Linked DNA regions of Mus musculus: all the other regions are linked to region 2. A link is a loop called in an ENCODE intact Hi-C map of the cell type or tissue named here. Cell type or tissue: left cerebral cortex. All regions are shown on one strand.

Region 1 (8,000 bases), 530 kb after region 2:
TCTGCATCCCTTCATCTACCTACACAGAAGCTGTTCTGTGTCGCTCCTCTGTCACTACCAAAGCACAGGGCAAAACACCCTCCACAGCTGCCATTCTGATATGCAAATATGCGAAATTGTGTTTCTCTTCGAGTTTGCCAGTTCCCAGACAGCAATCTGTTCATTGCTCAGCCCAGCTCTCACTCCGTGTGTTTTATGAGCAGAATCCTGCTAAATTGCCCCTTCCTGGGTACCAATCATGTGGAGTCATACACTGCCCACAGGTCATCAGTCCCTGTAGTCCTGGCAGTGGCCGCTGGGCTTCTATGGCGTTAACATGACAATTTTGCTAAGTAGCAAAGCAGACTACACAACGAAGGGGTTGCCGTGTGGACTGACCCCTTATCTGATCTCTTCAGGAAGGAGCCAGACCTTCCAGGTTATGGGCAGGGAGGGATAAGGCTGCACTCGTCCGTAGGAAGAAAAGTGTCCCTGCCATCATGAGTTGCTTACTGACGATAGTTCAGAATCAACAAAACCCAGATGAAATGCATAAAGGCTGGTTCTATGAAGTAAGCCGCTACTGGTTTGATTGATTGGTTTTAGCTGTAGGTATCTGGTTTGGTGTTTGGTTTTTGCAGAAGCCCACTTTTCTGCTGCCTGTGATGTTTTCAAAATGCCAACTTGCCTGCAGCAGATTCTGACTCAGACTGTGACTGACATGGCCAATAATTTCCCATGTGTTTTCCTCCACTGTGTTGAATTTATTTACATTCGCTTTGGCGGCATCCTCAGGATCTTATTCATTACCTTCCATTTGAGCATATGCCCCAACAAAATGAAGAAGGCAGACTGATACCAGGAACAGGAGTAATGGGTATATTTTTTTAAAGGTCTCAAATCTGTACCTCACCTGTTAGTAACTGCCACACAACAGACATATTGATGAGGCAGAAATAGAAGCCACATTAACTGTTTGTGAAGTTATTTAATTCAAATCAGTAATGTTTTAAATTTTCCTCCTCCTCTTCCAGGAAAATGTGGGAAAATAAGAGGTTGAGGCAGGGGATTTGCACATGCCAAGCAAACACTTCCTGACAAATACTAACACCATGTTCCCCACCATAAACTCTAGATCTAATAGTGAATGGATGCTATCATACCAGACCTGCTCCAGGCTCTACCACTGAGCTACATCCCTCAGCCCTCAAAAGCTGGATTCTTAGCCCAACTGAAAGGCAAGCCTATGGTGATGGCTGAGATGTTACCAGAAACTAAGGAGCTAACTGTTCCAAGAGCACACAACGAGAAGAGAGCTAGTGTGAATTTCTGGGGTATGAACTTTTGAGAAGTGCAGGAATTGTATGAATTAAGTCATGCATGAGTTAAGTCAAGCTAAAACGTGTTTGTCAGAGAGGAGATCATCTCTGTTTCTGCTCACTTGGATGTCCCTCTTACCATGGAGTTGATTTGTGCTGCTGCTGCTGCTGCTGCTGCTGCTGATTCCCTCAGTCATATCAGAGCTAGAGTTTCCAAGCTGTCATCATGGACAAGGGACCAGCAGCTCTCCAGGAATCTTCTGCGCTTCTGGCAGCAGATTGGAACGACTGAGGCACCCTGACTTGTGGATTGAGTAACCACTGGTTGTCAACTCGAAGAGAGAAACAGCCACTGTGGGGCTACTTGACGCATTCAGCCCCAAGGATCAAGTGACTACCGAGTTTTCAGCTCTCAGGTGTGATTCTTCTCTTGTTACTATTTTAAGCTGACAGATTAAATTTACATATACTATTTTACATATACTATTTAGATTTATATATACTATTTTATATACTATTTAGATTTATATATACTCTTTTGACACATTTATATATGTGTGTATATCCAAATTTATACACAAACACACCCATATATACATTTATACATATATATACATACATACATACATATGTGTTTCTCTGTGTCTCTGTCTTCTGTCTCTCTCTCTCTCTCTCTCTCTCTCTCGTGTGTGTGTGTCACTGTGTACTCTGGTCTCACTTTCTAACTTATTTCCTTAAGACAGGGTCTCTAGGAACCTGGCACTAGGCTGGTAGCCAGCAAGTCCCCAAGCTCTTTCTGTGTCTACCTCCCCAGTTCTGGGGCTACAGACTCCTGCAGCAATGGGTTGGCTTTTTATGTGCATTCTGGAGATCTGAACTTGAGTCTTTGTGTTTGCCCAGTGAATGACTTCACCCTGAGCCATCTCCCAACCCCTAAGCTAAAACTTTGGCATCTGAACATATCAGTACCATGAAGGAGATTATTAACTGCCCAGCAGGATAAGATGATTATCAACAAATCTAGTTCTTATATTTATTGTCTTGTATTAAATATTGATTCTTTGCATTAGCTGCCAGGCACTCCAGTACATACCAGCAACATGCAACCAACTCTGCTGCACTCCCTGCTCTTGAGAAGTCATGTGACCACACCTTTCATTTATTTAACTATGGACTCGTGGGGTCTTTGAAAGATACTATAATTGGCTTATTAGCAGCAAAGAGAGACGTGGTAATTTATTTTCAATTTTTAAACAAAAATTGTTATAAAAAGGCAGGTCCTTGAGCAGTATAGAATACATAAGAACCCAAGATAAATACATAGTTACCACTCAGAAGTCCATAGTATAGCCCCTTCTCTTATCATCCCAGACAGTCCTATGTGGAGGAATGCACTAATGTATACTTTATTTTTAAAAAATCATTTTATATGCCTATAGGCTCAGTCTGTCTTCTAACTAGCTCCCTACCTCAGTAATTATCTTCCTTTTCATTAAAAGAAATAGTCTTCTCCTAAATCTAATATTCTAGCAACCATATTCAAGTTTCTCCAATTGCACCAAAAATGCCATTTACAAGCCAGGCACAGTGGCATATCTCAGCTACTCAGAAGGCTGAGGCAGGAGAGTCACTGGGAATCAGGGATTTAAGACTAGTCAGGAGAACACAGCAAGATCCCAGCTCTCTCTCTCTCTCTCTCTCTCTCTCTCTCTCTCTCTCTCTCTCTGTGTGTGTGTGTGTGTGTGTGTGTGTGTGTGTGTGTGTCTACACTGAGGCTGGAAGAGGGTGCTAGATCCCTTCGAGCTGAAGCTATAAGCATTATAGACAGTCTATTGTCGGTGCTGGGATCTGAATTCCCATTGACATGACTGAGCAGCCAACACTTTTAACCCGTAAGCCTCCTTCCTCTTCAGCCCTAGGAATTTTTTCAGATTGGCCTTCTGTTAGCTTTTTGTCAATGACAAAAAAACGACTTAAAGGAGAAAGAAAGATTTGTTTGGCTTGTAGTTTCAGTCCATAGCTGTTGGCTCCATTATTTTGGCAAAGCTGTTCATCTCGGGGCAGCTGTGAGGCAAAGAGAGAAAGTAAGCGGCAGGGTTCTACTCCCTACTTTAAGGACAGACTCCAACTTCCTTCTACAAGGTCCATCCCTTCAAGGTTCCTCCACCTCCACAGGCTAGGGACTATGAAACCTCTGGGCTTCACTCCAGATCCCAATGCAAGCTCTTCCTGGTATTTCTTAGTTTTGTCTATGGGTATCTCTTTCAGTCCAGTCTTCTTAATTTCATATGATTCTGATTCCATATGGCGAACTGGTCAGCTGTCGGGAAGAAAGGTCCCCGTACTGTATTCCCCTGGCTCTTTAGAGCACCACTCATTTGCTCCTCTACCTATCCTTTAAACTAGACTATCTAACTGGTGGCGTGTTGGGTTAACTATGAAAAACCATTTGGGACTAGAATACTTCAGAACCCTTAATAATAGCTCACACTGCAAAACACCAAAGACAGTCAACACCTGGATGGGACACCATTACTGAAAGTCAAACTATAGCATGGGGAGGAGACGGGGCAGGGAACACTGAGAGGGGTGCAGTGGGGCAACAGGCAAAATTCCAAGGAAATCCAACCCCTGCCCCTCGCTCCTGCGTAGCTCCGTAGTGTTCTATCAGGACGAGAAGAAAAACAACAAAACAGTAACCGCTTTTATTTCAGGGAACACTGCTCTTTATAAACGTGAGCTGAGAATACCTGATATTCCAACCCCAGAAAGGCACTGTGAACTATCCTCAGGTATACAATCTTATTAAACAAGACCTAAAACAAAGCAAGCGCCAGGCGTGCTCGGCATCTGCTCCCTTCCTCTCTGGCCTCTGGTCACCAGGAGGCGCTGCGACCAAATACCCTTCTGCGAAGGTAGAAACGCGCCGAGATAAGTCTTGTCTGCTCCGGGGCCCCGTAGCGAGCCGTCGCGTTCCGGGCTGTCTTTCCGCTTTCTCGCGCTCCCTGCCTCCGCCCGCTGCGCTCTTCCGATCGTTCCCTCCGGCTCCCGTCAGGGGGCGCTGTCTGCGGCGTGGCAGCGGCCGTGGCTGCCGGGCGACGATCTCCCGGCGGGCTGTGCGGCCCGGCTCGGGCTGCTGCAAGTGCCACGTCCCAAGAGCTACGCGGAGTCGCCAAGCGGGCGGTGCGCGAGGCGGAGCAGCGCTGAGCCGGCCGGGTCGTACGGATCGCCCGCCGCCATGGGCTCCTCGCAGAGCGTCGAGATCCCGGGCGGCGGCACCGAGGGCTACCACGTTTTGCGGGTAAGGCCCGGGGGGACGCCGGGGCGGCCAGGCCCGAGTCCGCGGAGCACCCTGGGCGCGGCTGCCGGCGACGTGGCCCGGGACCCACCACCCTGGCTCCTGGCCCTCCGCACGGCCTCGCCGCGCACTGGCCTGAGCTTCAGAGTTAGGAAGAGCAAGGGGCGCCGCCTCCAGAAGGAGCCGGAACCCGTACCTGTGTTCTCGGGGAGGGTGACGGAGCCACAGGCTAAGCGGAGATGTCACGACCGGTGTCGGTTCATCTCGGCTACCCCTGGATGCTTGCAAGGGCCACCTGGACAGGGAAAGGAGCACGAACGGCCTCGGGCTAGATTTGACAGACTTAAATTTAGTTGATTTTTGATAGGACTTTTCCGTTCCGGGTCGCTCCTGACCCTTCCAGATCTCTCCAACATTTCCTGGAGGAGAGGAACTTCCGTTCTTCTTTCTAAGATGAAATAGTCGGGGAGATTGAGGTTTAGGTCCGCGGAGGAGAGTTTCCAAAATAGCCAGGCTTGATGAGGAAACGCAGCGCCAGACACCAGGGGTCAAAGACACATCCGCCTGTGAACGGTCCTTTCCTCGTGGAACCAGGAATGTGGTGACACCTGTGTGAGTGCTAACATGGGCTGTGAACAGAGTGGCCTCAGTCTGCATCGCCATTTAGGGACAATCTTCTCTGAGAGTGTGCTTGCTTACCTTCATTTTCTGCCCTGGGTCGCATGTTCTGAATGAGATAACGTTTTAAAATAGCCCAGATACCTGAACGATAGGACTGTGATTGGTCACCTGGTTGTCGGGATTGTGGTTGTCTCTCCATTCCACTCAAAAGAGACTTTTGAAGCCCTTGTTTTTCCAGGGTGTTTCTTCATATGCCATATTACTTTCCTATTTCCTTCAGCTAACCAAACTCCTAAATCCCACACTAATAGGAAACACAGGAGAAAGAACTGCTTCATCCCGGGTTCGTAGGAAAATTAATGGCGATGCTTTTTCATCTGGTCTGATTCTGAGTTGACTCATGTGAGGTGTATTATCCTGTTACTTGCAGATTCTGAGTGTGGCCATGAACCCTTAGGGAGCTGCAGTATTTTTATTATAATAAACACCCAGGGAAACCTAGTAAGACACATTAGTGTTAATGAGTAGGAAAAAAAAATAGTCTTTAGGGTCTTAGATGGATCTTCATGTCAACAGAACTTCAGTTTAATGAGCTCATTCCTATGGAAGACAGTTGAAGTATGTCGTCTTCATAGGTGTGCTTCGGAGGATTTCTGAGTGCACACATAGTTAGTACAGGTGTGTTATTACTCTCTTCCTTGAGCTTTAGAAATAGTAGGGGCAGCCCCAGTTACCAGTCTGCATCTGGAGCACAAATGTTACAAAATATGAAATCATTGTATAGAGGGTATAAACCAAGGGAGCTTTAGTGATTATGTCATGAAAGCAAATGTTTTTAAGTTTTTAACCCTCTCTCTCCCTGATTTTGCCACTCATTGCCTTACCTCTGTTTTCAGAGAGAAAAAAAGAGTTCTCTCCCTCCTATCCGTTGCTTCCTAAGGCATGGTGGTACGTCCCACTACAGACCCCGATCTTGTGAGCCAATGTGTCTATAGCAGGAAACTTTTGAGATAAACTCACCCATGTTTGAACTGATGTAATTTCACTTTCTGTGGTAACTACCAGTTTGCTGGCCGTTCACTTGTTAGTGGTAAAAACACTATTTGCTCTTCTGATGCCCGTATCTGCTGCTATCTTACAGGAATCCACATAATCAAGTAAACTTGGAGAGATTATTTTCAGTACTTACTGCTCAGCTCTGCTTTACAATCTTTGGGCAATCGGAAACAGACCCAGCAATTACTCTAAGCAGAGTACTTTATCTTCTTAGGTGCTATGAATTTCTGTCTTCCTGTCTGTTCTCTTAGGTGGCGTATACGTGTTTTTTTCTGCCTTCCCGCATGGTTCGGTGCAATTGTGATCCCATTATATATTTACTGTTATCCCCATTGCAGAGGTGACTGACCACGGCAGGGTTTCTCCTGCGGTCATTCAGTGTGTTTTATGCAGAGAAGCATCTCTTCCCACACCTCATCTGCTTTTCTCAGGTTTTTGCTTCTTTGTGTAACTGGTGGAAGCATATGATACCTACTGTGACTGTGATGTTTCCTAACAGGGCCGTGAGGTTCACTGCATTGAGCTTCATAGGAGAATGTGGTTAACTAGCACCTCCTGGTGTTGAGCACGGAGTTTTCTGGTCTTTAATTCTTCAAAGGATATGTTCAGACCCTTAAATTCTTTTTGTTTCACTTGAATTATACATTCCAAAATTACAGACTTAACATTCTGTAAGTACTGATCTTCATTTTACTAAGTTGCTGTGTTTTCTGGTTATCCGTTCTTTATAGAACACTTAAACACATTTCAAGATAAAGTTTCATGAAATTGCACTGTCTAAAGGTAAATACTGCTGGAGTTTTTGTCTTTATTTTCCTGTGCTTTCCTCTACCCCCTATATATATGCCACAAAGGTTTTGAATGCTGTGGCATAATGAAGTTGAGTGTGGGCAAAATATATATTAGAGTGGGGTGTGGTCAACCACACCCATAATCCAGCACTTGTGAGGTAAGGCAGGATTGCCAAAAGTTGAAGACCAAGTTTGAGTACAAAATGAGTTTTAGGCTACTCTTAGTTACAGACTGAGACCCTGTTTAAAATCAAGAACAAATAAAGATAGATTAGTCATACAGCCTAAATAATTAGCAGTTTTATTTCTTGGTAAGTAAATTGGAACTAATTAATTAATCAGAAAGCTGTACTTTCAAGGAAAAGTTTATCAAACACCCTGAATATTTTCAAAAGTTATTTTTTAAAAGTGGGTACTTAGGCCGAAGAGATGGCCCACTGGTTAAAGTCACATACTGCTCTTGGAGAAGACCCGTGTTCAGTTCCCAGCATCTAAATTGGATGGCTCACAAATGCCTATAACTTTAACTGTAAGAGTTATACCTCTGGCCTGTGCAGGCATATGCACATACCACTGCCAAAGTGAACTCTGTAGTACACACCTTTATTCCCAGCACTCTGGAAGCTGAGGCAGGCAGATCTCCGAGTTTAAGCTCAGCCTGGTCCATATTTTGAGTTCCAGACTACTTGTGTCACAGAGTTTAAAGAAATGTTACTTTTAAAATCCAAACAATAGGCTAGAACTATGTATCACTTTTTACAGACAATGTGTCCTTAGGGCTTCTAGGTTTTATAGAAGTACTATAGGCTGCCTCCTACAGTCCCTGTATGTTGAATGCCAGATTCTTGCTTCCATTTGACATTTGTTATTAAGTGAGTCTAACAAAGCCATTCTCAAAAGTTTCATCTTTAGAGTGGTCTCTTAGATGGCCATTAT
Region 2 (8,000 bases):
CCAGAAATATGCACATAAATAAAAAAATAGTAGCAATAATAAACCAAGTTTTGGGGAACCTAACTCAGTAGGACTTCTAGAAGTTAAGTCAGCCTGGTTCAAGGCAGTGCCTTCCCTGCCAGCCACGGCTGCTCTCTCAGCTTAGCAGAGCTTCCTAACAAAAATCCAACCCGGAAGTCCTCTGTGAGGTCCCTTCTCCTGCAGCAAGGGAATCAAAGACCCAACAGTCCCAGAATGCTTTACTTGAAGACAAGGAGAAAGCAAGCTAAGCATGGTGCGTATTCTCCTCTTCACAGCGATGGTTTCGTGTTAGATTTATAGATGAAGATGCATTGGCCTTCACGTGGGAGGCATCCTTAGAGTGTTTCTAAAATCCATCAGAGTTCTGCCACAAGAAGGGCTGTTTCCCTTGTCGAGTAAACAGCTGTAAAGAAGGTAACAGCCTCCTCCCTTCTCTCAGGCTTGTTTCTGAAGACCATTCCCTCTACAGGGCCCAGTACCTTGTCTGGCTCATGGCTACAAAGTAACAATTTGTGAATTATTTTAACAATCTACTTTCCCACAAACTTCCTTAGAAGAGTTTCTTTGGTGTCTGATGAGCTGAGTTCTGGGAGAAGAATTGGCTGAGAGGTGTATTTCTCTTTATGAAGTCTGCATCTGTCTGGAAAGACAAGCTGAAACTAGTTTTGAATATTTTATGACAGTGCTGGAGAAGTTGTCAGCCCGTCTCCAGTTCCATACTTGGCTGTGTTCTTGGGTTGGCTTTTGTTCCATCTGAGAGGCTGACACTGGAGTGTCTTTCTGGACACTGTAGACTGCTAGTGCAAGACACTTCCTGCCACCTTCCTCAGTAACCTTTGTCTAGTGTCCAGAGATTTTGGAGCCCACATCCCTTATCAGACACACTAGTGCACACTGTCTGGGGACATTGATGATGGCTGTAGCTTGCTATTTAACCATTAGAGGCCCGTTTTATATTACTTGGTTCCAGACCCTGCTTGGGGAAGGGTAGAGTCTCTCTCCCTCTCCCTCTCCCTCTCCCTCTCCCTCTCCCTCTCCCTCTCCCTCTCCCTCTCCCTCTCCCTCTCCCTCTCCCTCTCCCTCTCCCTCTCCCTCTCCCTCTCCCTCTCCCTCTCCCTCTCTCTCTCTCTCTCTCTCTCTCTCTCTCTCTCTCTCACACACACACACACACACACACACACACACACGGCCCATCACAGTGCCATTAGTAAACTGCCAAACTGTCTTCTGATTAATAGGTCTAATATTATGTTTGTCCTGCACTTTCAAAAATGTTCCCGGGAGGTGTTGAGGAGCCTTCTCTGGAGCTCCTTGTAAATGCTGCAGGCTGTTGCGTGATTGGGGTGAGGAAACTGAGGTCCTTAGAGGCACTGAAGTAGCTTTTGTTTCCAGATTCTGAGTGACCTGAACTTTATTTTGAAAACAATGCATTGAACTCATGACAGAATAGTCTTCGAGAAGACGCTCTGTTCTGATGGAGGGGTGGCAGCTAGACACATGGTGTAGGTCCATAGGAGAACATTCTCTAGTTCAGAGACCAGGGGGGGTGAGGGAGAGAGAGAAAGAGAAAGAGAGAGAGAGAGAGAGAGAGAGAGAGAGAGAGAGAGAGAGAGAGGAAGAAGGAGGAGGAGGAGAAGGAAGAGGAGGAGGAAGAGGAGGAAGAGGAGGAGGAGGAGGAGGAAGATGAGGAAGAAGAAGAAGAAGAAGAAGAAGAAGAAGAAGAAGAAGAAGAAGAAGAAGAAGAAGAAGAAGAAGAAGAAGAAGCAGCAACAGTAAGAGCCATAGCTGAGGTTGAGGATAGAAGGCTCAGGACATTTTCACATGACCTGGTGTGGAAGAGAGCTGATACACTACCTTTCTCTCACTGCTTTAATAATATCAAGATCCAGGGGCCCAAAGCAACATACATTTTTTTTTCTGAAAGATGTTTCTCTGTGTAGCCCTGGCTGACATGGAACTCTCTCTGTAGACCAATCTGACAGCAGACTCAGAGATTCGCCTACCTCTGCCTCCTAAGTGCTGGGATTAAAGGCGTGCATCACCAGCCACCATCACTTAGCACAACATAATTCTTTATTTTGCTGATTTACTTTGTACTAAATATCTCAGGCAGGGCAATCTAGAGGGAACAAAATAGTATTCCTTCACAGCCATAAGGTCTGGGAATGTGAAGGCTCTGGGGTTCCGTGAGGGCCTCCGACTCTCCTCGTACGGTGGGAGGCTAGAGAGCCATTCTCATACACTTGTCTTGACATGAATCCATTCAGGAGGGCCAAGCCTCCGGACTGGACATCTTCCCGAAGGTCACATCTCCTATCACTGTTGCATTATAGGGATCACATTTCTCATACATGAACTGGGGGATGGGGTGGGGGGGGGGCACATACAGGCCAGAGTACTCTTCTTATAATTATAATTATCTACCTCAGATGTCCAGTAGGGAGCCTTGGAGGCCTTAGGGGTTAAAATCACTATCTCCCATTGGATACTTCCCTGACCCCTGAGATTTGAATGCTTCAGCTTTGACTCTTGAACCTGCTTTTTCTCTCTCCTTTCCATGTGGGTTAACCCCAGTTCTCCGGTACATGCCCAGGTCAAACACTTCAGAGTTATCCACAGATCTTTTTTCTTAAAAGCCCACTCTGAATTCCAGTTGGTTCAACCTTCAGAATTACATTCAGGATCTGGTTATAACTGGTTGGTACAGTAGCACTGTAACTGGCTGTGTGTCCCCCTCTCTTGGCTCTGCCCTCAGCATGCAGCCAGGGGAGCAACTAGAATAGAAGCCTGACTTGTCTCTTGTCAGCTTACCACAAGTAGTTGTCTCACCCAGAGTAAAAGCCAAAGCCAACATGAGAGCCTGAGGGGAGCAGCCTGCCCACCCCACACTCACCAACGTGGTGCTCAGCTGTCACAGTCAGCATCCGGCCTGCTCTGGGAGGCAGAATCAAGGGCAAGGGGAGCCCTGGGTCCCTCTTCACCCTCTGCTTGCACCTCTTTCCCAGTCCTGCATGACAGTCAGGAGTCTGCTTCCCCCTGTGAGACTTAGAACATTGATAAAACAGAATCCTCCAAGAATTCCTGTTCTTCACCCACTAGCAAGCCTGCAGCCATTTCTAATCTCCCTGCTCTCTACCCAGTTAGGCCAGAAAATGCAGTGGCACCCACAAACTGTTGTTGAGGTTGTTTGATGTTGGGGAGGGCTCTGACGTTGTTGGTAAGAGGGAAACTGTAGGATGGGGTGGCTCCTGCTTTTCATAACCGTAGGGTCTTCCAACATCAGTCTGCTCGGTGGGTTGCACTCCCGAGGACTCTGTGTCAGCCACTCTTAAGAGCAACTGTTTTTGGGGGTTTAAATTTAACAGCAGGCTGGGAGGTACCGTTCGAATACCAAGTTTTTTCTTTAAAGGGGAACGAAAAGCAGGCACTTTGAAGACAGAGTGGCCCCTCTCCCATACACTACCTCATGATGTGCTTTGTACTGAGATGGTTCAACACATGGTTTCTGAGTGGAGCTAACACATTTTAAAAAGGAAGCGAATCCATCTGTAATCCTAGCAGGCGTGACGGTCACATGAGAACGGAAGAAATGAACATGCAAAGGCACGTCTTGTGAATTTGAGACCAGCCTCAGCAACATCGTCAGACCCCAGCTCAAAAGGAAAGGAGAAGGACCTAAGTTAGTAAACATATCAGATGATGAATCGGTTATGCACAGCCTACAAACATCTCATTGCTCCCATTCATCATTAGCACGGTCAATGGAATAACAAAAAGGGTTTCCAGGCATCTGGGGTGACAGTGGCCTGATGTGTTGTGTCTTGTTTTTGTCTGATAGGTCATTGCTTGCGAGCAGCAGTATGACTCGTCCTATGACGCTCGTTGTGACGTCTGGTCCTTGGGCATCACAGCCATTGAGCTGGGAGATGGAGACCCTCCCCTCTTTGAAATGCATCCTGTGAAAATGCTCTTTAAGATACCAAGGTAGGACACCAGGTGGCGCTCTTGACTCATCGGTGCTCCGTGAAACCGGTTTTGGAGGGAAGCTAGTTGGTATGCAAGTTCTCTCCGCATTTGAGAAAGCTCGATTGTGTAATATGTTTCCCTTTCAAAAAGATGAGGGAAAAAATTTAGAGTGGGGGTGGGGGCGTGAGGAGATACTAATCGCTACAAGATAAGTTCCCTGAGAAATGGCGAGAGCATGGGACAATTGCCAATTCACAGCACTACAATTTTTCTGAAATGTTCTTTTTTTTTTTTTTTTTTTTTGTGCTTTACACGAGAGAAACACAGATGTGATTTAGGACTTAACAACTGGTCTAAAGGCCGACGCTTTCTTTTTAAGTGTACTTAATGTAGCATTGGGGGAGCTTGAGGGGGCTCCCCAAAATACATATACATATGGTCATATCCACTCAGATCAGCAGTGACGTCTATCTGAAAGATGTCTCATTACCCATACATCCTTATTCCTCACCCCTCAGTGGGAAAGCCCCTTCAGAGGAGTCTCAGAAGTGATTTAGATGAGGTGTGCTGCCTACTCTGTGTGCTCTCAGGGTCTGCACGTGCAGGGTGGTTCTTTGCCAGCAGCTGAGCTGATATACGTTAGGAGGGTCAAATGGTGGGGAGCCCAGCTCAGCCTGGGTGCAGATTGATAGATAATTTGTATTTTCCAAACCGGCTCTTTCAAAGGAACACTCTGGGCCGTTGAATCGATGTCACAATACACGTGTTGACCTTCCCTTATCCGCACAAAAGCGCAGCTATCTGCAGCCTTTACACAGTTCTGGAAATTGCATTTGCATTTCTGATTAGGCCTATTTATATGCAGATGGGGCTCTCAAGCGTTGATCATCGTAATATTATCATTTTAGACCTAATCCAGATGTGAGCAAACCAACAACCAACATTCCGAAAACAGCCTCGCTTAAGCCGGGCTGGTTTTTCTGCTTTTTCCAAAACATAAAAACAAGTGCTCATGGTAGCAGCTGAAGCTTCCGGCTTCTTAATTAACAGTCTGGTGAGCAGTCGAAGGGACCTACGGATGCAGGAGCCGGCAGCAGAGAGAGCGAGCGAGCGGTGACATGTGCAGAGATGAGGAACCAGGCTGCAAGGATTCTCTGTGTGGTTCCTTGTGTTACAAGTGCTTGCTTGCTATGGCAACATAGTTTCCCAAATAGCAGAGAGTTTTACGAGATGTATACACTTTCAATAAGAGATTTCTTTGGGTATATTTATTCTTTCCCTTTTTAAAAGTGTGCGTTCATAGGCAGATGAAATGCTTTGAAAAAAAAAATCGCCTACGCTGATAAATTCCAGGAGGCTAAAGAGGTGTGTGCGTGCATGTGCGTGTGCGTGCGTGCGTGCGTGTGTGTGTGTGTGTGTGTGTTTGTGTGTGTGCGTGCACATGAGTGTATACCCATTGAGTCAATAGACCCTTCATCTCCAGTGATGAGCTAACTTCTGTGTCCACAGCCTCTGCTCTCTGATCATCTCTATTCTAGCACTCCACTCCCGTCTTGTATCTTGGGAGAAGTCTTTAGATCTAGATGAAGATAACTAACCCCCTTTCCCTACCTCGATGCAGAATGGCTCACAGAACAAGGGAACTGGAAGACATCCATCTTTATCCCAGCTATGCTGAGACTGTCACTCTTTCCTAGACTTCCTGCCTTTCTTTATTTTTTTTTTCCTGTTCGGATGCTGGATCAGATATCAGAATAATAGTTTGGCAGATTCTCTGTGCGATTATTTGGACTCAACATTTGCCATTGTCACAACTCTAATGGGCTGGCTTGCCATTCTTGGGCAGGAAGAAGAAAAACAAATGACGACATGCAGCCTCTGTACTAAGACGGTAGCTGCTCTCTTCCTAAGCCCTGGGAGAACTCTGTGGGTTTATATCAGTAAGTTAGTTCTTTAAGAATTATCCTATCGGGATCACTCAGTTCTCTTTGAAGGGTTACGGGTTGACTAGAGCTGTGTGACCATGCATGCCTATTCTCAGTGCTAAAAATGTATCATTTCCTCAGAAAAAAGCTCTTAAATGGAAAGTGATGAAGTTAAACACTTACATTTTTAAAAGCCTTATATTGCATTGATTTGTTTGTTTATGTATTGAGAAGGCATGGGAGGGTGTGTGTGTGTGTGTGTGTGTGTGTGTGTGTGTGAAGACATCAAAGGACTAGTTTCATCATTCTGGTTGTGGGGGTTGAGTTCAGGCTGTTAGGTTTGGCATCTTTACCCACTGAGTTAGTACACCAGCTCTCATTTACATATTTTAAAAATCCAGTTGAATATTGACTTTTATATTTCATAAGGGTGGGCCCCTCCCCTTGCCCTGCCCTCCCTTCCCCTTCCCTGCAAATAACATTAATGACAAAAATTCTTGATTCTGCTTGACTTCAGTTTCCTTTTCTTTTTCTATTTGGATGTACTTCCAATGCACTGGAATTTTCTTCCATTAAACAATGAGGTCCATTTTTTGGTCCCCTGGGATCTGAAAAACTGGAGGCTTCCTTCCCTGAATTTCCCTACTGGCCTCCCCCCTTGCAGTTATTTTATTCTTGGAAATAAATTGAGTAAGTGACTAAGTGGGGGAAGAGAGGCAAGGCTTGACTGAGTCATGGAAGGAGTGACTTTCAGAAGTTACAAAGAATGACCTTGTGGCTGCTGGAGGTGAAAGCCTCAGATGTCAGTTCAGGCAGTAATTACATGGGCTCCCTGGGCACTGTCAGAGCCATGGAGCAGGACCTGTCTGGCTATGGTTGATCTGCTTGCAAGCAGGTCTCCTCTCTGCTTCCTCCCACCTTCTTCTGTCTCCTGACCTTCACATTGCAAGATGACAAACAGCAATTGTGACCTGCCTTTGAAATACTGCGTGACTCACACTTCTTCCTACGCTGCAAACACACAAATTATCTGCTGATTGGCACGGCATTCACTGTTTTCTGAACCTGTCAGCGTGTCATCTTGTCTAATGCCTTTGCTCCAAAAAAAAAAAGTCACCCCTGACTGCCGATGCTTCTGCTGCCTCCCCACCCACCCCCCAGAGTTAGAAGAGGGAGAGGGAAGTTGTTTCTCTGAGCATCTGTAGATTTCATGCTTACATGTTGTTTTTTTTTTCAGACGCCATTTAAAATCCCAAAGGCTTGGAAGGATCATATATGTATGTTTGTGATGTGTATACATATATATGATATATCTCATATATATTTCACTTTAGAGGAGATCTGTTTCACAGTTATAATTTCACAGATCAGTAGGGTTAGGAAAAATGTACAATTATTTTGGTCTCTAGGTAATCTAGGTATCTTTCTATAGCTCAGAGTCTTTAGCTAATGACTCCCTTTGTCCAATGTAGACAGGTTCAGAAAGGTGATAGGGACCTTTGTGGGGTACAGTGTGGGTTTACTACACAAGCATTGAGAACAACACTGTGCATGTATTTACTTGGGCCCAATGAAGGATGGCTCTGATCAGTGTCTCATGACCAACTTCATGCTTTCCACATTACTCTCTGTAGAAAAAAAGCAAAAGAAACCCCCACCCCCAAGATTCCCAGTAGAAACTTGCCTGATCATTCCAGTCTCCAGAGCTGGTGACTGCCTTCCCCAGAGAGCTTTCCCTGCAGTGAACAGTCTCAGGAGAGGAGAACTTGTGACCATCTCTGCTTCATGTGTCCATCACTAAATCCAGGTGTTCCAGAATCACCCGCTCCCAATCGAGTGAGTTTTTCAGGGTTGTCACAGCAGAGAACCAGAGATTCAATGAGTTTGAACAATCAACACTTATCCTCTTATGGTCCTGCTGGACTGAAGTCCAAGGGCACAATCCACACAGAGCTTAGGAGACTCCTTCCAGAGTCTCCTCAGAAGTTGTTCTGGAGGTTTTTGGAGGAGCCTTGCCTCCAGTCTTCTGTCCTTCGTATCCCTCTGCCCTATGTCTTCTTCTCTATTTCTTCCAGGGACATGAGAATC
Region 3 (8,000 bases), 91 kb after region 2:
TAAATAGAATGAGACGATGCCCCGTTATCTAGTAGACAGAGCCTTTGCATCTGTGTGTCAATATCATAACAATTCCCTTTCAGACTTGTGTGCTGCCTCCATGAGAACGAGATGTGGAGGGGTGTTTGTGAATTAAGGCTACGTTCTCAAGGTCTTCTTGTCCTTCCCCTAAAAATCCTCCCTGTGCAGCTGGAGGTGGCATCGTGCTGTTTAGCATTCCTCCCAGGCACGCTCAGCTTCTCTCCTGTTGATCCCGTGGTGTGCAGTACCACCCACTCCAGTCTTACTGAGAAGACTAACTAACTCATCATCTTCCCGGATGTCTCGCCCATCACTGTAGCTTATTTGGGTCGCCACAGGAACAGACTCATGTGTTACAATCTTCCTCACCTGATTCTTTCTCTTTGATATTCATGCATTTTTCTCTTACCCACTCTGTGATTTAAAGCCAGACCCTCTCCAACACAGCAGATGATCTTGTCACTTGTTAGAAGACTTCCTTCGCCTATACATGCTAACATCGTGTGACAGATAGATATCCTACCTTTAACTGCTTCCCATTCCACTAGGGACATGATTTCTAAGGCTACCCAAAAGACTCTGTCTGCAGGCTTCTTCTGACGGCCTCCCCTGAAAGTCTGTCCCAAGGAGGAAGGTTAGAGGTACACTCTGCTCGTTTCCCATTTCACACGCCGTGGAGTTTTTCATGCTGTCACAGACTGCATTTGGCTTTGCTCCTGAGTCTGTGTGTTGAAGCCTTGGTAACAGTTACCTGGCAAGGAAAGCATGCCTATTTTATCATTTCCTTTCTTCCTCTTAAAAAACAAACAAACAACATATTTGTATGTGGTATGTGTATGCATGTGTATGTATGTGTGTGTGTGTGTGTGTATTTATGTGCATATAAAGTGCTGGCTGAGGCCAGAAGAGGATGTTAGATCCCTTGGAGCTGGAGTTATAGGCAGTGGTGAGCCATCGTATCTGCATGCTGAAATCAGATCTTGGGTTCTCTGTAAGAACAGTAATCGTTGAGCCCTTGGGTGGATCCTGGACTTACCAACACCATTCTCATTCCTTCTGAGGATCCAGATCTATCTGTCTCCATCAGCCCTCAAGGGACACATGGCTACTTTATTTTAGGGGTTTTTATGGTCCACACTTAAGTCAGAAGGGAAGAAATCACCAGGGTTACCAATCAGATAGCCCTCTTGAGTTCCTTCTTTTCTGGGCAAGCAGTGACATAAATGTGTTTTCCTTTGGCAGTAGTTACACGGACCCATGAATAAACATGCGATCCAGGGAAGATTGCTCATGGGAAGACAACAGCAATCTTTTGTGAGCCCCTGTGCCTGATTTTGTATTGTTGCTAGGAAAAATTATAGGCTATACAAACCACCCTGGACCTATAAAAGTCAAATGATTGATTTCTCCCCATGGCAAGGTGGAGGTGGTATTTATAGTCTTGCGGCCATCAGTCTGGAGATACTCTAGGCGTCGCTGGCCTTTCTAGCTGCAAGCTCCGGTTCTAGGAGCCCCCAAGGCAAGGCATCCACCAATAGACTGACGGGGGAACGGGAATGTTACAGAATATTCTTCAGGACTAGAAGGTGAGGGAAAGCCATTTTGAAGTGAAAACTAAAAGCTCCCTGTGTATCTGACAACTGGGGATTGCTGTGAAGAATTGGGCTTAAATGCTCTGTCAAAGGTGCTCAGAGGCTGCTAACTTTCCTACAGCCTGCCAAGGCTTTGGGTTGCTGCTGCCATGCTACTGAGGGACAAACCACAGCTGTTGATGGCATGGAGTGGGCAGAAGGTCATTCTGTGCTTATCCTGAGCCTCCTGTGTCAGCTGAAAGATGTTGCAGCTTCCTCCTCTGATGCAGGGCAGCTACTCGGGATAGAAAGGCAATGGTGGTTGGAGCGGTTTTCATCAGATCCCATTTCACTAGGGATTTCCGTGTGTGGAGTTGTTGTTTTCTATGGATGATAGGTCATTTAGTCCTAATGAGAAAGCCGTTCCGCTGGGGTGGCTCTAACCAATCCACTGCAGAGGGGCTCAAACAGATCCCGACTTTTACCGTTTTGCATGGACTTTCTGCTCCCCACTTTGTATAATCCTATAGCAATTCACCAGAACTACAGTGCCAGTCATCTTCAGTTCTGAGACCTTTCTGTTCTCTCAGAAAACACTAGAAGCCAGTGGCCGCACGCTTCTCTGTTGCTTGCAGGTTCCTTTCTCTCTTTGTAAGCTTCTAAATGCATCCCCCAGGCCCTCCACTCCACCGAGTTAGAGCAACTCCTATAAAAGGGTTAGTAGAGGTGATACGTCACAGTTCTATAGGTTCCTAAGATAAACTCCCTTCTCTTAAAAATGCTTTCCTAAGTAGTCTACTTTTCCAGTGTTTCAAATATTTCACAGTAAATTGAGAGTAAAAAAAGAATTGAGTTTTTAATATTTACTTACAACAGTCTAAAGTAGATTTCTGATGGTTTAACTGATTCAATTCATTGAATTTTTCTACTTTCTGATACATATTTCAAAGGAAAGAGCTGCACGGGGCTAATGATCACGTTCATTACCAAGCCTTCTTCCCTCCTCTCTCCTATATTATATTCCCAGGGACAGAGAGTGTCTAATGTTACACTTTAGAATTATTTGTTGTTTTTTTGTGAAACAGGTGTCTTATTAAAGATTTTGAAAAGCGGCCTTCGGTCACCCATCTCTTGGACCACCCATTCATTAAAGGAACTCAAGGCAAGGTTTTGTGTCTGCAAAAACAGCTGGCCAAGGTGCTCCAGGACCAGAAGCATCGAAACCCTGTTGCTAAAACCAGGTATGGTTCTCCGTGTCACTCTGATTTCTTTCTCTGGGTGTTTGTAAGGATGATATGATTGTGCTTGGGCTTGCCCCACATTTTAATCTGTAACAACCACATCCTTGCATTTTGCAGCGTTTCATTTGTGTGACTTTAATTAAGCATGTCCCGTGGACGAATAGGCAGGATTCAGAAACAAACTGCCTATTCAGACCCCTGTGACCGGTTTCTCTCAAATGGCTGAAATCTCACGGTCCTCGTGTTCAGCTGAGTAACTAACTGCAAGCTGGACAGTGGTGGCCCGTACCTTTAATCCTAGCACTCAGGAGGCAAACGAAGGCAGAGGCAGGTGGATCTTTGTGAATTCTAGGCTAGCCTGGTCTACAGGATAGCCAGGACTAAACAGAGAAACCCTGTCTCAAAAACCCAAAATAAAATAAAATAAAATGTAACTGCAAAACAGTCATGTCTGAGATTATGTGAAAAGTCTTTAATTGGCTATTGCAGAGTGGAGAGCTAACATGGACTCTACGAACAGGCCGTGGAAAGAGTGTATGTTAAATGCTCAAGACTGTTTCGATGGCCTCTGAGCCCATTCTCTACTGAATCCGTAGACTTATCTTAGTTTTATTTTCTCATGCATTTTGTTTATGCTAGCTAAAGCAGCCAGGACTCCTTCTACATGGCTCTAACCTTCTCCCCCCCACTTTTTAAAGGACATATAGTTGTTTTTTTTTTTTAAGATGCTTATTTTTAGGGTGTGGGAGCAAGTCTTTAAAACTCTATTCTGTGAGAATCTCTATGAAACAGATCTTTGATTTCTGTCCAGAGGGTGGCAGAATTTCTCTTTAAGGAAGAGAGAATGTAATTGCAGACATAGCTCCCCTACTCTGCAATTACTTGGCTTTTAAATTCTGGCCAGGATGCAGATAAGCACCAGTCCAGTATTATTAAAAGAACATCCAGAATACCGGAGGTGAGGAAGATAACACAGAGTAAATCAGGTCCGGAGATAGCCCTGTATTGTGCAGAAGCCCGTTTACAAACCAGAAAGCCAAAGCCAGACTTACCAGAGATGGAATGTCAAGGTGACTGTGTTGTGCTGATTTTTTCTCTTGTCACAGGTTTCTGCAGCAAACATTTTCCTATCGGTTCTTACTGCCATGGCTATTTCTGTGTCTGTGTCTAGCTGACAAGGCAGAGAGACCCATTCTTGTGACTTGGGGCCTTTTGAAGCAGTAGAAACTTGTGCTTGAGGCCAGGAGAACCAAAAACCCACTTTCCTTTAGTTTCTGTACATCAGCCTGCCCCACACATTCACACACACTACCAAAATGAGGACGAGATGCAAACACCCAGACATCCAGGCCCTTAAGCAGTTAAGTCAGACCCAGCTTCTCCTGTCTCTGTTAGATCAGAGAGCTGCTCTCCAGTGGCTTCGAAGCCAGTTCTCGGACTTACCAAGCACCATACTTCTGCTCATTTTTGCCTGTGCAGTTCTCCAGTCTCATTTTAAACACCTATTTCCCCCTTAGAAAATCATGACGCCGCCGTGCACGCTCAGGCCCTTGCTCTAATTACTCTTTGCCAACTCTTTTGATGTTAGACGCCTGGTAGGTGGCAAAGGCTTCTCACAGGGCCTTTGTAATCTCCAGTTTCATTCTGTACTTCATGTTCTTTTGAGCAGTCATTAAAAAAATACAACCTCACAAATACGTATCAAAATGTTGAACAGCCCCTTCCTTAGGAGGTCAGAAATAAATTCCAAAGGGAACACGGTGTAATTCACACTTCCTCTTAACAGCTAGCCAGGTGTTGGCTATATAGATGCTTTCTGAACCCACCAGGAAAAGCTCTCAGCTGTCATTTGCAGCTGACTAGCCAATCTATCGAAAGCTGTGAGTTTCCAGTGAAGGTGGAGAAAACAGAGACTAACAGAGGCGAGAGCAGGGACAGATGGGAAAATAGCCCCCTCATTTCTTTCCAACGATGCTCACATACCAGGCAGGGCAAACCAATGATTAAAACCATGGGCTCTGCCCGATTTGGGCTGTAGCTCGGCCACTTGCTGAAGAAGTCATTTAACTGTTTATTCTTCTGAACTCTCTTCTATAAGATGGGAGTTGTTTTGATTTCAGATTGAATCTACACATAAATGATTAGGATGGCTCTGCCTACCTACAGTGTTAGCCATCAATAAATGTTGGTCATAGAAAAATATCTGTGCATAGACTGTTAGAGTCCTTCACTTCTTTTTAACACTATAGTCTTAGTTAGGATTTCTTCGGCTCTGATGAAACACTCTGACCCAAACCAACTTTGGGAGGAAAGGGGTTCTCTCACTAGCACCTCATTAGCACTGTTCATTACCAAAGACAATAATGGCAGGAACGCAAAGAAGGCAGGAACCTGGAGGCAGGAGCTGATGCAGAGGCCATGGAGGGGTGCTGCGCACTGGCTTGCTCTTCATGACTTGCTCAGTCTCCTTCCTCATAGCACCTCAAACCACCAGCTCAGGGGTGGCACCACTCCTAATAGGCTGGGCCCTCCCATCTCAATCACTAATTAAGAAAATGCCCTCCAGGGTTGCCTACTGTCCAATTATATGGAGGCATTCTCTTAACTGAGGTTCCCTCCTCTCAGATGACTCTAGTTTGTGCCCAGTTGACATAAAGCTAGCCAGCACAACTCCCTTTCTTTTGCCCTTTATCTGTGAAAATCCATCTCCTTAATTATCAGAGAAGATCATTAAAATAAACAGTACGGAGGCACCAAATGTTAAAAGTATTGATTTCTATCTTTTCCTCAAAGTCAAATTTATTCATTTATTCTCTGTAGAAACATTTACTTACGTGTGTAGGTGTCAAGCCCTCAACTGAGCAGAGCAACTGCAAAGGCAAACCAGATCTGGTTCTTGATAAGATGCTAACAGTCTTTGTACCATACAAACAAGAATCAGGTAAAATAGCGGTTCTCAACCTGTGGGTCTCGACCCCTTCACCAACTCGCTATTTCCAAAAATATTTCCATTATGATTCATTACAACAGCAAAATTATGGAGTAGCAATGAAAATAATGTTATGGTTGGGGGGGTCACAACAACATGAGGAGCTGTATTAAAGGGTCACAGCATTAGAGGTTGAGAAGCACTGAGACAAGAGAAAGAGAGGCTGTGGTCGGTCTGGCCCCGCCCCGGGAAAGGGCACCTGGCTTTGGGATGCCTGGGGATGTCCAGGAAGTGGCTGAGCTAGGATTTAAACCTGCCTAGCCTGTGGCTTCACATTTTCCTGCCTGCCATATAACCACCACTGTCAGAGTCCTGAGAGGCTTCATCCAGCAACAGATGGAAACAGATGCAGAAACTCACAGCCAAACATCAGGCAGAGCTCAAGGAGTCTTGTGCAAGAGTAGGGGATAGACTTGGACAAACTAGAGGGGTCAAGGGCACCCTATTACCCTGGCCCAAGAGAGCTTACAGAAACTGAATCACCAACCAAAGAGCATGCAGGAATTGGATCTAGGCTCCCTATACATTTATAGCAGATGTACAGCTTGGTCTTCATGTGAGTCCCCTAACAATCGGAGTAGAGGCTGTCTCTGACTCTGTTGCTTGCCATTGGATCCCTTCCCCCTAGATGGGCTGCCTGGTTGGGTTTCAGTAGGAGAGGACACACTTAGTCCTACTGAGACTGGATGTCCCAGGGTGGAACAGTACCTAGGTGAGCTTTCCTTCTCTGAGGAGAGGGTTATAGAGGGAGGGATTTGTAAAGGTGGGACTGGGAGGAGAGGGGCACAGGGGCCTACAATTGGGATATAAAGCGAATAGATAAATAATAAATTTTTTAAAAAGATAGGGAAGGCTTGAAAAGATGAAGGGTAGGGATTATATGTAGAGGAGACATTAAAGATAGAAGTGGGAGTTATAGTGGAGTTATAGAAGAGAAATGAATCAAGGATCTAAAAGATGATTGGTTGGTCTTAGAACAAACCTCAATGCTAGAAAGACACATACAGGTGAGATTAGAATATTCCAAAAATCTGAAGGAAAAGGAGGTAATGTGAGAAAACTCATGTTGAATGGCCTTTAGCTTTCCAAAAACTACTAAGGTATCAGGGTGGGTAGTGGTGTTCGGTCCAGGGAGATGCTAAGCCTTTGGAAGTGTCACTGTGAGGAATGTTATTCAAATATAGCTATGACTTTTCAGAAGTACAGAAGACCCAGGGACAGGGTGACTCACTGATACTCCAGTGCCGTGAAGTGGTTAGTAGAGACGCAGAGAACCGCACAGCACGAGAGGCTCCCAGCAAGAGGGCTGTCTCCACCATTCCTTTGGCCATCTGTAAACTCTAGTTACTCTTGACCACAAAGTGTAGGACAGAGAAAGCAGATTTGGAGGTCTGACAGTGGCTTAGTAACTCGGAGGCTGCGTCTAGTGAGGGGCTGGTTGTTGGCGTGAAGAAGAAACACAGGTTCGGTGGAGTATGGAGAACAAAGGGGGCGGGGTGGGGGGGAGGGGCGACTGAGGTCCTGGGAGCGTCGGAGAGGACCTTAGAAACAAGACAGAGCTGTGCTCATGGAAAACTTCAGTGAGATAGAAATTCACGTTTTCTTTTAACGTACTGACAAGTTGTGGATCCCTCAAGTAAGAGTAAGAAGAGGTAACAGTAAGAAGGGAAAGCAAAAGGACCCAGGTGCTGAAGAGGAGGAGGACAGGGAGGAGGAGGAGGAGGAGGAGGACAGGGAGGAGGAGGAGGAGGAGGACAGGGAGGAGGAGGAGGAGGAGGACAGGGAGGAGGAGGAGGAGGAGGACAGGGAGGAGGAGGAGGAGGAGGAGGAAGAGGAGGAGGAGGAGGAGGAGGAGGAGGCAGAGGAGGAGGTAGGGGTGTGTGAGTGAGCATAGAGGAGAACGATAAGGGAGAGCAGAGGTAGGAAAGGCAGAACTGAGCAGAAGGAACCACCTTCCCTGCCACTGTGATCAAGGGCTGTTAAGTTTAAGCCTCTGGCTGACACAGGCAGCAGCCTCCCTCTCTCTTAGTTGAGTCTGTAATTCTTACTGCTATGGGGATATGACAGGCACCCTACCGAGATGCTGCCTAGGAACCTATAATCCTCTCTTCCGAAGCCTGGAGACACTAAGCAGTCAGGGATTAAAGATAACACATTCCATATGGTGAACACTCATTA

What was found. A loop is a pair of places that touch in the nucleus more often than their neighbours do. Peaks named below come from ENCODE experiments on the same cell type or tissue, not always from the same donor. Only the 100,000 strongest peaks of a DNase experiment are listed, where the experiment ranks them.
Region 1: a loop joins it to region 2, with 2.8 times the contacts of the local background. A loop is called at or near these places in 2 of 42 quality-filtered maps.
Region 3: a loop joins it to region 2, with 5 times the contacts of the local background. A loop is called at or near these places in 15 of 42 quality-filtered maps.

The regions. Positions count from the first base shown.
Region 1 is chr2:70,657,162-70,665,161 of GRCm38, forward strand. Gorasp2 (golgi reassembly stacking protein 2) reads left to right here and starts at 4,348. Exons shown (of 10, transcript NM_027352.4): 1 at 4,348-4,599. The coding sequence starts at 4,537. In left cerebral cortex, CTCF peaks have their summits at 4,269 and 6,861; DNase peaks (open chromatin) are centred at 630 and 4,269; H3K4me3 peaks cover 2,019 bases; H3K27ac peaks cover 1,318 bases.
Region 2 is chr2:70,122,988-70,130,987 of GRCm38, forward strand. Myo3b (myosin IIIB) reads left to right here. Exons shown (of 35, transcript NM_177376.4): 8 at 3,860-4,005. Among named protein-coding and RNA genes, the nearest start is that of Myo3b, 88 kb to the left of the region's middle. In left cerebral cortex, a CTCF peak has its summit at 4,011 (motif pointing right); DNase peaks (open chromatin) are centred at 4,012 and 4,970; H3K27ac peaks cover 1,984 bases.
Region 3 is chr2:70,214,338-70,222,337 of GRCm38, forward strand. Myo3b (myosin IIIB) reads left to right here. Exons shown (of 35, transcript NM_177376.4): 10 at 2,678-2,833. Among named protein-coding and RNA genes, the nearest start is that of Myo3b, 180 kb to the left of the region's middle. In left cerebral cortex, a CTCF peak has its summit at 3,647 (motif pointing right); DNase peaks (open chromatin) are centred at 268, 1,211 and 3,685; H3K27ac peaks cover 278 bases.